2 separate regions of the Homo sapiens genome follow, and region 1 is linked to region 2. Evidence: read pairs that join two places in POLR2A ChIA-PET (ENCODE). Cell type or tissue: PC-9. All regions are shown on one strand. Links, peaks and the distances in the headings refer to the core of each region. The heading gives the core; the rest is flanking DNA. Region 1 has its middle 8.1 kb from the start of DYSF. Region 2 has its middle 10 kb from the start of PAIP2B.

The links. Peaks named below come from ENCODE experiments on the same cell type or tissue, not always from the same donor. Only the 100,000 strongest peaks of a DNase experiment are listed, where the experiment ranks them.
Region 1: POLR2A ChIA-PET joins it to region 2 with 11 read pairs; 3 of 35 experiments call an interaction of 5 or more read pairs at or near these places.

The regions. Positions count from the first base shown.
Region 1 is chr2:71,455,415-71,461,767 of GRCh38, reverse strand. It overlaps a transcript of DYSF not described here. Among named protein-coding and RNA genes, the nearest start is that of DYSF, 8.1 kb to the left of the region's middle. In PC-9, for the core only: a CTCF peak has its summit at 687; DNase peaks (open chromatin) are centred at 2,537 and 3,117; H3K27ac peaks cover 2,138 bases.
Region 2 is chr2:71,234,153-71,240,505 of GRCh38, reverse strand. No RefSeq gene overlaps it. Among named protein-coding and RNA genes, the nearest start is that of PAIP2B, 10 kb to the right of the region's middle. In PC-9, for the core only: no CTCF peak of the experiment used is centred there; no DNase peak of the experiment used is centred there; H3K27me3 peaks cover 3,053 bases.

The DNA of each region.
Region 1 (6,353 bases), core at 443-5,442, 220 kb before region 2:
TCTGTGTGCCCACAGCATCCAAGTGACTCCACCAAGTCTTACCACCACCCTCTCCTGCCCAGGCCACTGCAGGTGCCTCCTAGCTGGTCAGTCGCCTCATCACATCATCACTCTGGCTATGTCTGACCCATTATCCACACTGCAGCCAGGTGATCTTAAATATGATCAGGTCAATCTCCTGCTAAAAGCCTCTTGGGAGGTTTATCCAAAGGCCTCCTGTGCTCTTGGGATGAAGCCCAGATTCATTTCCTCGGGCCAAAGGGCAAGGCCATTCCACCTCTCGCTCTCCTAGCTCTAGCTCCGGTGCCTCGTCAGTTTCTAGAATATGCCAAGCTCCCTCTCAGCTCTGAGGTCCGCTGTTCTCTCTGCCTCCAGCTGCCTTCTTCTCTTTCTTTGCAGAACCACCTATTCATACTTCAGGCCTCAGCTTAAAGATCACCTCTCCAGGAAAGCAGTCCCTGATATCCTGGGGTCTAGACGGGTCCCTCTGGCAAATGACTGCACAGCAGCCCTTTTCCTTCTTAGCACGCATCACAATGGTCAGGAATAACTATTAGCGTAATCACCCGTTTCGTGTCTAGCTAGACTGTGGAGTTGGTCAACGAGGGGAGAGACCAAGTCTGTCTTAGTGACCCAGGTATTCCCAGCGTGTAGTACAGGACTGGCCTGGCATTGGTATAGTGGACACTGCACGTGGCTCCCGGGTGTGGGTTCTGCCCACTGGTGAGTTCAGCCAGTGGTTCTCAAAGGGGATAGTACTGCCCCCTAGAGGGACTTTTGGATATTACAAAGCTTTTTTTCTTTTTCTTTTTCTTTTTTTTTTTTTTTTCCTGTCTATCACAATGATTCCTGGCTTTGCTTTTGCCCCTATCATACCCCACCCTACCCCAGCTCCAGTCCTTCAGAGTCACCACAGGAAATGGAAATCTGTAGGGGGTATAACTAATACCTCCATAGGAACATTCCAAGGGACTTCTGCCTTCCCTTGGCTTGCATCCAAGGAAAAGGGTCTCCCCACATCTGTTCTGCAAATCAGAAAAGCAACTGCTGGTGATCTGACCCCTGGACACTTCCTGAGGCCTCCTTTTCATCCCAGCCTCCAACTTCCTAGTCTGGCTGATGTTCACTGACCTGGACTTCTCCCTAATCAGATAACTGACTGTTCCCTTGCAGACTTCATACTGAGGCCTAGTAACTCAATAGGGCTTCCTCCCGAGGGGACATTATCAGGAATTAAGTTCTAATGGAGAGTGTGGCTGAGACCTGACCTCCACCTCCCAGTATATGTTCTCCCCTTCATCCACAGAAATTTTCCACAGCACTTTACTTGGGTACATGGTCACCCAAATAAAAACATTTCCCAGCCTCCCTCATAGCTGAATGTAGCCAGGAGACTAATTGATGACCAACAGAATATGAGCAGAAGGGCTGTATATAACTGCCTGGATATGTCCTTAAAGGGAAGCGGCACGCCTCCCCGGCCCCCTTTCCCCTCTGGCTGGAATATAGACAGAGGCGTGCGCCATCATGGACCACGTTGTCAAAGGGAACTTCTGGGGATAACAGAGCAATAAAACAGGAGGAGCTGGGGTCCTGGACAGCCTGTGGGTCAGAGTCTTACCAGTCAGGACTGTCTACATTCAACTATTATGTGAGTGGAGAGACCATCATGCTTATACCAATGTTAGTTAGGGCTTGTTTACAAATAGCTAGATCTGCATCCCACCTGAGGCTTCAGGTGAGGGCAGCTCCTCGGGACCCCAGGCTACTCCAGCCCCACTGTAAAGGTGATGGGGCCAGCTTAGGAGCCATAGCCTGGAAGGAAGGGCTTGAGGGGCCTGTTTGGAAACTGAGTTTCATGCTTATTGCAGTGTTTCGGGGCTGACAGAGGTTAAGGGGGAAGGGGACTAAAGCTCTCCCACTCACTCCATCCTGTAGTCACTGATGACAGGTGCTGCCTGATGAGCCCAAGGGAGAGGACACTGGCTCTCTGCCCTCCAGAGAGCCCAGGCCCAAGGTCTCCAGGATTGAATGAAATACTGTGTCTCAGAAGCGGTCACTGGTGTTCTCTGGGACACATCCAGCCCACAGACATGTTGTCTTTAATCAGTACAATGTTTTATAACAAAATTGTACCTTAAATATTAGAAGACTTTTCCGTATAAATCTGGATTTACAGCTTCTCTTGAAAAAAATCAGAGAATGTGGCACCTGGGCCTAGATTTTCCACCTAACACTGACCGTCTGGCACCTGTAGACCAGGTGTCCCCCCCTCAGCTCACTCCCAGTATGCACATAGGATTTCCCCTCCAGCTTGATCTTAGTCCACCTGCCACGTTTCTGGAAGTGCATGAGTTTGTGACCCCTGTCACTACTTATTTGTGGCCCTACCTTCCTGACCATCGAGGAAGGCATGCTTCTAATCATCTCTTGCTGCTGGAGTTGGGCCAGTTCTCCTCTGGCCACATTCTCCTAATGTTAGCTGGTCCTTTGTGTTTCCCAAGACTTAAACATGGGGTGCCAGGAGGCAAACAAACCTTGCCTCTCTGCTCAGTGACACTGACCTTTAGAGGAACATTCTACATGAGTTGACAGGACTCCTTCAGGGCATATTTGTCAATGTCCAAAGGCTTCCGGAAGTATAGATGAGGCCTTCTTCCCTCTCCCTTCACATTCATTTAAGAATATGTGTCCGGCGGATATCCCAGTCCACCAGGTGGAATTGACAGGGGACCTGTGTATCCAGCAAGAGGGTAGAACCCACATGCAGTCCTGGTTCTGACCACAGCCATGATTAGGGCCTGTCAGGGGAGAAATCGTGCATAGTGGAAACAATCAGACAGTCCTGGGCTTCTGTCCCAGGCCACCCTTTCCTAGTGGTGTGACCTGAGGCATGTGATTGGACCTTTCAGTGTCTGTTTCCACTTCTGTGCAATCAAAAGAATGAGGACAGTTTGCAGCGGTGTTGGGAGGATTAAACAAAACACTAGCAACTCCAGCACAGTGCTTGGGGCACAGCACATCCACAGTAGATGTGAACGCTCTCTCTGCTAACATCCCATGCTAGTGGACCAATCTGGAAAGAGACTAGCATGCAGGAAGTAGAGAAAGAAAGTGAGTTTGGCCTGGGGAGAGGGACTGAAGAGGTTTGTGGGCTGCTAGTGAGTCACCAGAGGAATACTTGTTCCCAGAAAGAGAAAGTACCCCAGTGAGGGCCACTGCCAGCCATCAGGCAGGTGGCCAAATGACTTCGCCTCAGAAGGGACTGCTCTAGGAGGGGCAGCCAGAGAAGACAGGCCCAGTGTCCCTGGGGGCAGACAGACGGCCACCCACCACTTGGCCTGTTGTGTCCAGCCTGGCAGGACAGTGGATGGAGAAACAAAGCTGAGGATAGAATTCACCAAGCAAAAAAGACATTGAAAGCCTTTGTGGATGTGTACAATTATTTCTTAGTACATGTACAATATATGTTAATAGTAATGATTATAATAAATTTATGTAAAAGTATATGTAATAATTATTATAGTTAACATTTATTGCTTGCCTGGCTGTTTGAAGTGCTTTATATGGACTAACACATAAACTCTCCAGAATGATTCATCCAAAGCAGGTACAAGCTATTGTTATCAACACTTTACAGATAAGGAAACTGACACAGAGTGGTTAAGTAACTTGCCCAAAGCCACATAGCTTGAAAAGTGGCAGACCTGGGATCCCGAGTTCAAGATGCAGGCAGTCCTTCTCTCCCTCTTGTTCGATGCTGTTATCCCACTGGACTGTGACTCAGGCTGCCAGCTAGCCGCTCTTCTGAGCCCCCCGCCCAACTTTCACTTTCTCCTAGACTGGCTAAGCTTGAGATCTACAGTTACATGACCCCCTCCCTGGAAGTCCCGGAGCACCTGCCATACGCACCACAGGTTGCCCACCTCAGTGCCATGTGACCATTGCCCTGGCCTTGGCTTATCAGACCCTAGGCAGCCACCATAGTCCTGTCAGAGCTGTGAGCTTGCCCGGAACGAGAGCACTGCCTGGAGGGAGCGTCCTGCATCAACTGGTGACTGATTGGTCCTATCAGATATAGAGAGGGTGAGGCAGAGAGCAAGGACCCCCTGAGATAAGAAAGCATCTGCAAGACCAGAACATAAGGGCTGAGGATGTCTGTGCTTGGGTGAGCAAGCAGCAGTAAGGACCACGCACGTGATGAGAGGAGTCAAGGTGCAGACCGAGGGGGGCATCAGGGTCTCAGCCAGGCCTGGGTTCAGGTCCTGCCCCTCCACCTTTTCTTGCTTGTCTTTGGTAAATCCAAGCTAAAGCCAGAGGTAGATAGCAGAGTGGTTAAAGCTGGGGATATTGTGGGGGCTCAGGAGCCAGATACTTAGACTCAAATCATAACCCCACTACTTACCAGTGTATAACCTCAGGCAACTTACTTAACCTCTTCATGCCTCAGTTTCCTTATCTGTAGAATGGGAGTGATGACAGTTGCTACCACATATGCTTGCTAAGAGGACTGAGGTGTATATGTCTACATATAAGGACCTGGTACAAATTATAACCGGGTCATGATGTAGCTTCTATTAATGTTCTAGTTAGAACAGTATCTGCCTTAAAATAAGCATGGTGTCAGTTAAATAGATCTCTTTCATAGGACTGTTGGTGGGATTTTCAAGAAACACCACCTGACAATGGTATGCTTTTGTGCTTAGCAAATGTCCATTCCCTCTGTTTGTGAGGAACACGCATTTGAAACCCCAGAATCCTCCATCTTTTGGTCAATTGTTTCACACCATGCTCCTGCAGCCCTGCACTCCCCCTACTCTGACTCAGCTTCTTGCTGGGGACCCCAGGCACCACCCTCCCTGGCTGGCTCAGGTCCGAGTGCCCTGGTGCCCTGGGTGTGGGCAGCATATGGTATGCTCTCCAGAGCACTTTCTTATTCATGCACCAAGGATACTGAGAACAACAGAGGGCACTGATGAGGGGTTGGGGGTGGGGATGCTGTGGCCACTATGTGACCTTGGCCAGGCTCCTTCACTTCTCTGGGCCAATATCCTTATCTTTAAGGGGGGATAATATCTTTGCCCTCTACCTCACAAAGCTTCTGTGAGCTTGCAATGAATGTATACATGCACAAAGGGGCTGTGAAGTGTGGCTACAGGGTATTATAATCATGTAACCAAAGGAGGGGCTTTATGGGACAACAGATAGAGTCTGGGAAGAGCAGACCCAGCCCAGCTGGGGAGGGAAGGCTTCCCAGACTGGTGTTTTGCTTTGAGCTGCATCCCTGAGACCGAAGTCTTCTGTGTAATCATTCACCAAGCTGACCCTGCCAGGGAGAAGGAGAGCGAGCAGGCCTGAATGTCACAGGGAGGCCAAATTTGGACATGGGTTAGGAGCTTGGCTAATGCAGGACGTGAAATGTGGCCAGGGGCTGGGGGAGGGGAGGGACTGCATTCCCCAGGACTGCCTGGCGGTTTCAGTGATGACCAGGGGTGGGGGCTCCAGCCAGTCTCTTCCTAGGCTCAGGGGCTCATGACGGATTGGCACAGAAAATGTACTTCCTTTCCCCAAGGTGAGCTGTGTGCTCTGGGCCCTGGAAAGGGGGAGCCTACCCCGAAGAGCCAGGCAGCAGGCAAAAAGCAGATGGGGGTGGGGAGAGGATTCAGCCAGGGATGTGTAAATGGGAGGATGCAGGATGGGGGGAGCTGCTCCACACACAGGCCCTTGGGGCTGAAATAACAAAAGAAAAGCCACACCAGCAGCACTTCCTGCACTTCTGGGGTTAGAAAGTGCCTGCCATTTATTATTCATTCTTTCCTTTCTCCAACCAGAGGTCTGAGCCTAGCCTGGGTGAGGGACCATGAGGTAGAAGCCTAGTGTATTGAGTGTATGGGGGTGCAGAGGGGGCATGTGGTCAGGGAAGGTGGAAGAAAATCTGGTTCAGGCTGAGTGGAAGCCAGAAACAAAGCCCCTGACAGCAGGGGCTGCTGCAGCTGAGTGTACATTTGGAGCACCAGCCCCCAGGTTCAGGGGCTATAAATGGGGAAGAGGTGCTGGCGTGGGAGGAGGCTGCTTCACCCACAGAGTGCCTGTCCTCCCTCCCCTCCGCCAAGGGGCTATTTACAGTATGAATGGTGCCCCCTGGAGTTGTGCACCAGGAGCCCAGAGCCCTCAGCCAGGCTGCTGAACAGGGCCACTGACCTGGCCTGCCCAGAGCTGAGGATGCGGAGAGGAAGCATGAAAGACTCCCATGTCCTCCCTGCTGGAAACACCTGGATAAAGCTCATTTCCGGAGGCCACGTGGGAAACTGATTGAGAGCAGATCAAAGCAGCACGTTAGGAAAAAAAGCACA
Region 2 (6,353 bases), core at 835-5,834:
AGGACATACATCTCATACATCTCATCATAGCCTATAGCAGCTGCCACATACAGGGCAGTTCTGTTGATACAAGGCAGGCTGCCTCTTTTTACTATTCTGAGTTTCCAATATCATATACTCTAGGCAGTCAAAACTTCCAGGTAGACACTGTTTCCCTAAAGCTCAGGGGGCATGTGTTCAGGTTGATGCTCTGCCACCATGCTTCCTGACTAGTTATACCTAGCCCTGAATATGGTCTCCAAAGGCCACAATCAAAAATGGCATCCTACACCTTACTGCTACATGACATCTGCACACTGAAGGAACACCTGAGACATGTAAGGAATTAATGTGTCCTGTCCAACACTCAGTGCTGCCTTGAATGTTCCTGACCCAACTTTCTAACAAGGACATTTTTCATATTAGCCTCAATCTGCACCACTGGAGACAGTCTATTAATCAGATCTTCCTTTACAGAGGACTCAGTCATTTGACCTCTGACCTCACTTTCAGTTCATCTCCCAGCTTAGAAGTCTGCAACCTTGTCCAGCTGAATACTGCCCACTACACACAGTGATGACCAAATGGAGCACCTTATTCAGTGGCTCAAAGGGAACCTATCATCAGCATCTGTGTGCCTCTACAGAGCTCCTCATCATCGCAGGGTTTGTTTTCAACACTTTGCTCCTTCTCTCTAATCAGAGCACCTGCACTGTATTTCTACATCTCCCTGTACTACCAACCTGAAGCTCCACAAACTGCATAGTACTGATGCTTCCACCACCCTCATGTCCACTTGACCTTGAGCCTTCAAACCTCCCAGACCGCCCTGTGGATCAGAGCTGAGAAAATAATAAAGACAGGTATCACTCACTTTAATTCACTTCCTTCCCTAGGAATTAACAAGCATTCTCTGGGTTTTGCTTCTAACCTGTTCTCATGCTAGTCCAGCTCTTCTCAGCTCTTGGCTCTTGACTTTGCCATCATTTGAGGCACTGTTCCTGTCCTTTGGATTCTCTGAGTGAACTTGGTTTTCTGGACTTGACCCATTGAGTTCTTAAGCCAAAACCCTTGCCTTGCTCATTGAGTTCTTAAGGCAAAGTCACTGCCTTCAGAACAGTGACTGGTACTTCAGGACCTGTATCAGGCATCATGGGTTAGGTCAGGCTGTGATGACAAACAATCCTAAAGTCTCAGAGACTTAATACAGCAAAAGTTTGTCACTCTTTCTCTATGTTCATTGTGATTCAGCAGGGGCCTCTCTCACTGTAGTTACTCAAGAGACCCAGGCTGATGGAGGCTCCATCTCAACATCTGCTACTTGATCACTGTGATATGAAGAAGATGTAGAATATGATCTACTGGCTTTTAAAATACCTGTCCAGGCTGGGCATGGTGACTCACGCCTGTAATCCCAGCACTTTGGGAGGCCAAGGTGGGTGGATCACTTGAGGTCAGGAGTTGGAGACCACCCTGGCCAACATGGCAAAACCCCGTCTCTACTAAAAATAAAAAAATTAGCCAGATGTGGTTGCAGGCGCCTGTAATCCTAGCTACTCTGGAGGCTGAGGCAGGAGAATCGCTTGAACCTGGGAGGCACAGGTTGCAGTGAGCAGAGATTGCACCACTGCACACCAGCCTGGGCAACAGAGCGAAACTCAGTCTCAAAAAAAAAAAAAAAACCCAAAAAATCTGTCCAAAGCACATATGCTTCTCCTACATTTTACTGGCCAAAGAAAATCACATATCCATGCCTAACTTCAAAAGGGACCGAAAAGTGCCATCTATCATGAATCTAGAAAAACTATTGGAGGATTTGGAATGACAGGTCCAGGACCCAAACCTTCGGATGGCCCATTTGCTGTCACCCCCTCTCAAGGACCAACCCAGTGCCTCAGTCCCCTCTGCCACTCCTTGTTCTCAGAAGGCACTTCCATTCCTTTACTGCTGTTCACTCATCTCACGTTGCCTCTACGACCTTGCTCCTGTTCTCTGTGTTGCCCCTAAGATTAACTCCCCAGTGTATGAACTATAATTTTGCCTTTGATTCTGATATTTGCCTTCTGGCTTGGACCACATAAACATGGGAAAGAGGTGCTTTGTCCACAAGCCATGCCTGGAACTCACCAAAGCCAGGTAAGTCCTTGTTTAGCCCTGCTTCTGACAGCAGAAGTTTAGACACCCAGAGTCCCAGGACTTCCAGTTGGAGGACAAATACCAAAGCTGTGTCCAAGGGAGGGTGCTAAGGCTGAGGTAAGTCAGCCAAACCCAGCTATCATGCAAAGAGCCAAAGACAAGAAACAGGATCCTGAAAGAAGGTCAGGGAACTGGGAAACATGACAGTGAAGACTGGCAGGGAGGACACTGCAAACAGAAGCTCCTTAAACAGAGTCCCATATTCACACCTTGGGGTTTTCTAATGAAATGTGTTTAATCAAAGAAATACCTACACACAGTTTGTAAAATCAATTGGTTTTTCACGGCTGATAACAAAAATCACCAGTTCCCCCTGCCACCCTTGAGGCAATGCTTTTCTGCTTTTTTTTTTTTTAGACGGAGTTTCGCTCTTGTTGCCCAGGCTGGAGTACAATGGTGCTATCTCAGCTCACTGCAACCTCTGCCTCCTGGGTTCAAGTGATTCTCCTTCCTCAGCCTCCCAAGTAGCTGGGATTACAAGCATGTGGCACCATGCCTGGCTAATTTTTTGTATTTTTACAAAATACATGGGGTTTCTCCATGTTGGTCAGGCTGGTCTCAAACTCCCGACCTCAGGTGATCCTCCTGCCTCGGCCTCCCAAAGTGCTGGGATTATAGGCATGAGCCACTGCGCCTGGCATGCTTTTCTGCTTTTATCTGCTTCTTTTGAGATATATATTTCTCATATGTTAAGAAAAACGCTTATATACTTATTCTTGGATTTTTTTTTTTTTTTTTTTAGTTTTAGACTAGTCTAGTCTATCCATTTGCCTTTCTGCTGTGAAATATAAAGAATTAACTCTCTAATGCCACTCACTACATAGCATTTGGTATGTGCTAAGCACTGTTCTTTGCCTAGCAAATACTAAATGCTATGTAGTGAGTAGCATTAGAGAGCTCCCTAGCCTACTCCCTATCCTCCCAATGTGGTTATATCCCAAAATTCGTTATAGCCATATTTGGTATTCAGATGATGATGATTATGTGAGTATTGTCATAAAGGCCCCAGAGCATAGTGATTAAGAGTAAGAACTCTGGAAATAAGTTACTTAGGTTTGAATCTTGCCTCTACCCCTAGCTGTGTTTGACAGGCTGAATACTGTCCCCTCAAAAATGCCCAGACCCTGATCCCCAGAACCTATGAATATGTTAACTTACATGGTAAAAGGGACTTTGAAGATGTGACTAAATTAAGGATTCTGAGATTGAGAGATTATCCTGGATTGCTAGGTGGGCTGAATCTAATCACAAGAGTCCCTGTCAGAGGAAGGCAGAGGAATCAGAATCAGAGAGAGTTGTAAGGACAGAAGCAGAGTCAGAGGGCGAGAAGATACTACGCTGCCAGCTTTGAAGATGGAGGAAGAGGCCACCGGCCAGGGAATGCGTGTGGTCCCTAGAAGATGGAAATGACTAGGAAAGGGGTTCCCCCTAGAGCTCCAGAAGGAATACAGGCCTGCCAACACCCTGATTTTAGCTCACAGAAACCTCTTTTCGGCCTCCAGAACTATAAGACAATGAATTTGTATTGTTTTAAGCTATTAAGTTTGTGGTAATTTGTTTTAGCAGCAGGAGACTGATATACTGTGTAATATTTGACAAGTACCTTTACTTAACATCTTTGCCAAATATTTCTGATCTGTAAAATGAGCTGCTGGGAGGTTTAAATGAGTTAATAAATGAAAGACACTTAGAACAGTGCCTAGCACACACCAAATGCTGCATGTGTATTTTTTATTATTGTTTGTAGCTAAGCTACAAAGAGTAGTAGTATGATTATGTGCCTTTTCTTTTATCTTTTCCTGAACTGACAATGCCATCTTAGTCTTCCGTGCATTTATCATTAACTTATTCCCAGCTGTGAAATCACCTGTCAGTATGGCCATGAATTTTTTTTAAATGGTGACGTATCAGTTCCTGTTTTTCTGGAAGACATCACTGCTGGAGCACTCATCTCACTGCAGGCAGCCCGCACTCTATGCCTGCGGGACAGGTCTTGCCCCATTCACTGTCATGCTGAGAAATACCCGCCATTCTTCTCTTTTCTTAGCTCTCCTGCTTTCCTTAGTTATGTGTCTTCCTCTTTCTTGCTTTCTAATTTTGATGATGGTTTTGTGTTTTTGTGACATGGTCAGTCAGGTGCAGCCACAAGAGGAGGCACAGGAGAGGCTCATGAAAACAAAGCTTATTATACTCACAAGGCTTAGAGAGGGGATCACTGCATGCCACACAGGGTCACAGCGGGAGGCACCAGGTTTTGGCTTGGTAGCCCAAGACAGGAACAGGGAAAAAGCCTAAGCTAGAACCTTAATTGGGATTTCCTGGGGAAAGGCAAGGCTGGGTTTAGGAATGGCAAACTCGAATGATTTGGGTAGGCTCTAAGCTATAGGGATTGTCTCTAGTTGCCTGATACCTGGCTCTGGCATGATTAAAGCAGATGAATATTGCTTCTTGGGGTCTGTGGGCCAGACAGAGAAAGTACGGCTCCTGCTGAGCCCTTTGCCATCTCTAAGAATTGACCGGCCCCAGGAGGGGCAGTTTCTCCCCATATTTTTTTTTTTTTTTTTTTGAGACAGGGCCTTACTCTGTCCTCCAGGCTAGAGTGCAGCGGCGCCATCACAGCTCACTGCAGCCTCCACCTCCCCAGGCTCAAGAGATCCTCCAACCTCAGCCCCACCCCACCCCCACCCCCAGTAGCCAGGACTACAGGCTTGCCCACCACACCGGCTATTTTGTATCTTTTGTAGAGATGAGGTTTTGCTATGTTGCTAGTCTCAGTCTCCGGGGCTCAAGTGATCCATTTGCCTCAGCCTCCCAAAGTGCTAGGGTGACAGGCATGAGCTACTGAGCCCAGCCCCCAGCCAGATTTTTAAAGATGTCAAACATCATTATATACAGAAAGTTGAAAATATACAAAATATACAATACAGTAGTGCATATCCTCCAGTAGCCCCTGATAAAGGGTATCTGAGAATTAGATTTCTTGAGACTTTGCTTTTCTGAAAATATCTTTATTCCACCCTCACACTGAATTGATAGTATGGCTGGGTATAGATTTCTAGCTTAGAAATCATTATCCTTCTGAATTTTGAAGGTATCGCACCACTGGTTTCTATCTTCCTGTTTTAGTTGTGGAAAGTCTGATTTTCTTCTGATTCCTGACTTGTTTGTGTGTGACCTATTTCTTTCTGAAAACTTTTAGGATCTTGTCCTTATCCCTACAGCTTTGCAAGTGCTTTGACTTGAATTGCAGCTTTTAATAAAGAGTCAGACTCCATTTTTAATATTTGACTGCTGACAGCTTTTATTTATTTACTTATTTTTATTTATTTGAGATGGAGTCTGGCTCTGTCACCTAGGCTGGAGTGCAGTGGCGCGATCTCGGCTCACTGCAACCTCTGCCTCCAGAGTTCAAGCAATTCTCCTGCCTCGGCCTCCAGAGTAACTGGGATTACAGGCCTGCACCACCACACCCAGCTAATTTTTGTATTTTTAGTAGAGATGGGGTTTCACCATGTTGGCCAGGCTGATCTCGAACTCCTGACCTCATGTGATTCACACACCTCAGCCTCCCAAAGTGTTGAGATTACAGGTGTGAGACACCAAATCCGGCCAGCTGACAGCTTTTAATCACCATCCTCCCTCTTACCCTCTTGCCCTACATGTAGGCAAGTCGGTAAAAAAAAAGTGCACCCTCCTTGGGAAGTTCAAATCTTGCAAGCCCTAACCTGTTAATGAACACCCTTACCCCAGCCCTACCTGCTAGCCACAATTAAACCCAAAACCAGTCACCCCTCCTGCCTCTCTCATTTGTTGACCTGCTTGGAAGCCTGAAGCATGGAAAATCTCATGATATGCACGATACATCTTTTGGTGCCTTCTTGGTACTTGTGTGGTGTCATCAGGTTGGACATCTGAATGCATTCCTCCTCTACAGGAACACAGAACACCACCACTTACTAGCTGATCTGCCTCAGTTTATCCATTTGTAAAATGGGAATAATAGCAGTACTCACACTGTTGTTTTGAAAATTAAATGGGGTTAATACATGTTAAGTGCTTAAAGTGATACCTGGCACACAGTTAAAACTTAACAAGTGTTACTTATTACTGGTGTGGGCCCTTTTTATTCAAAGTGTTGGACACTTGATGAATTCCTTCAATTAAAGGACTCAGATTAT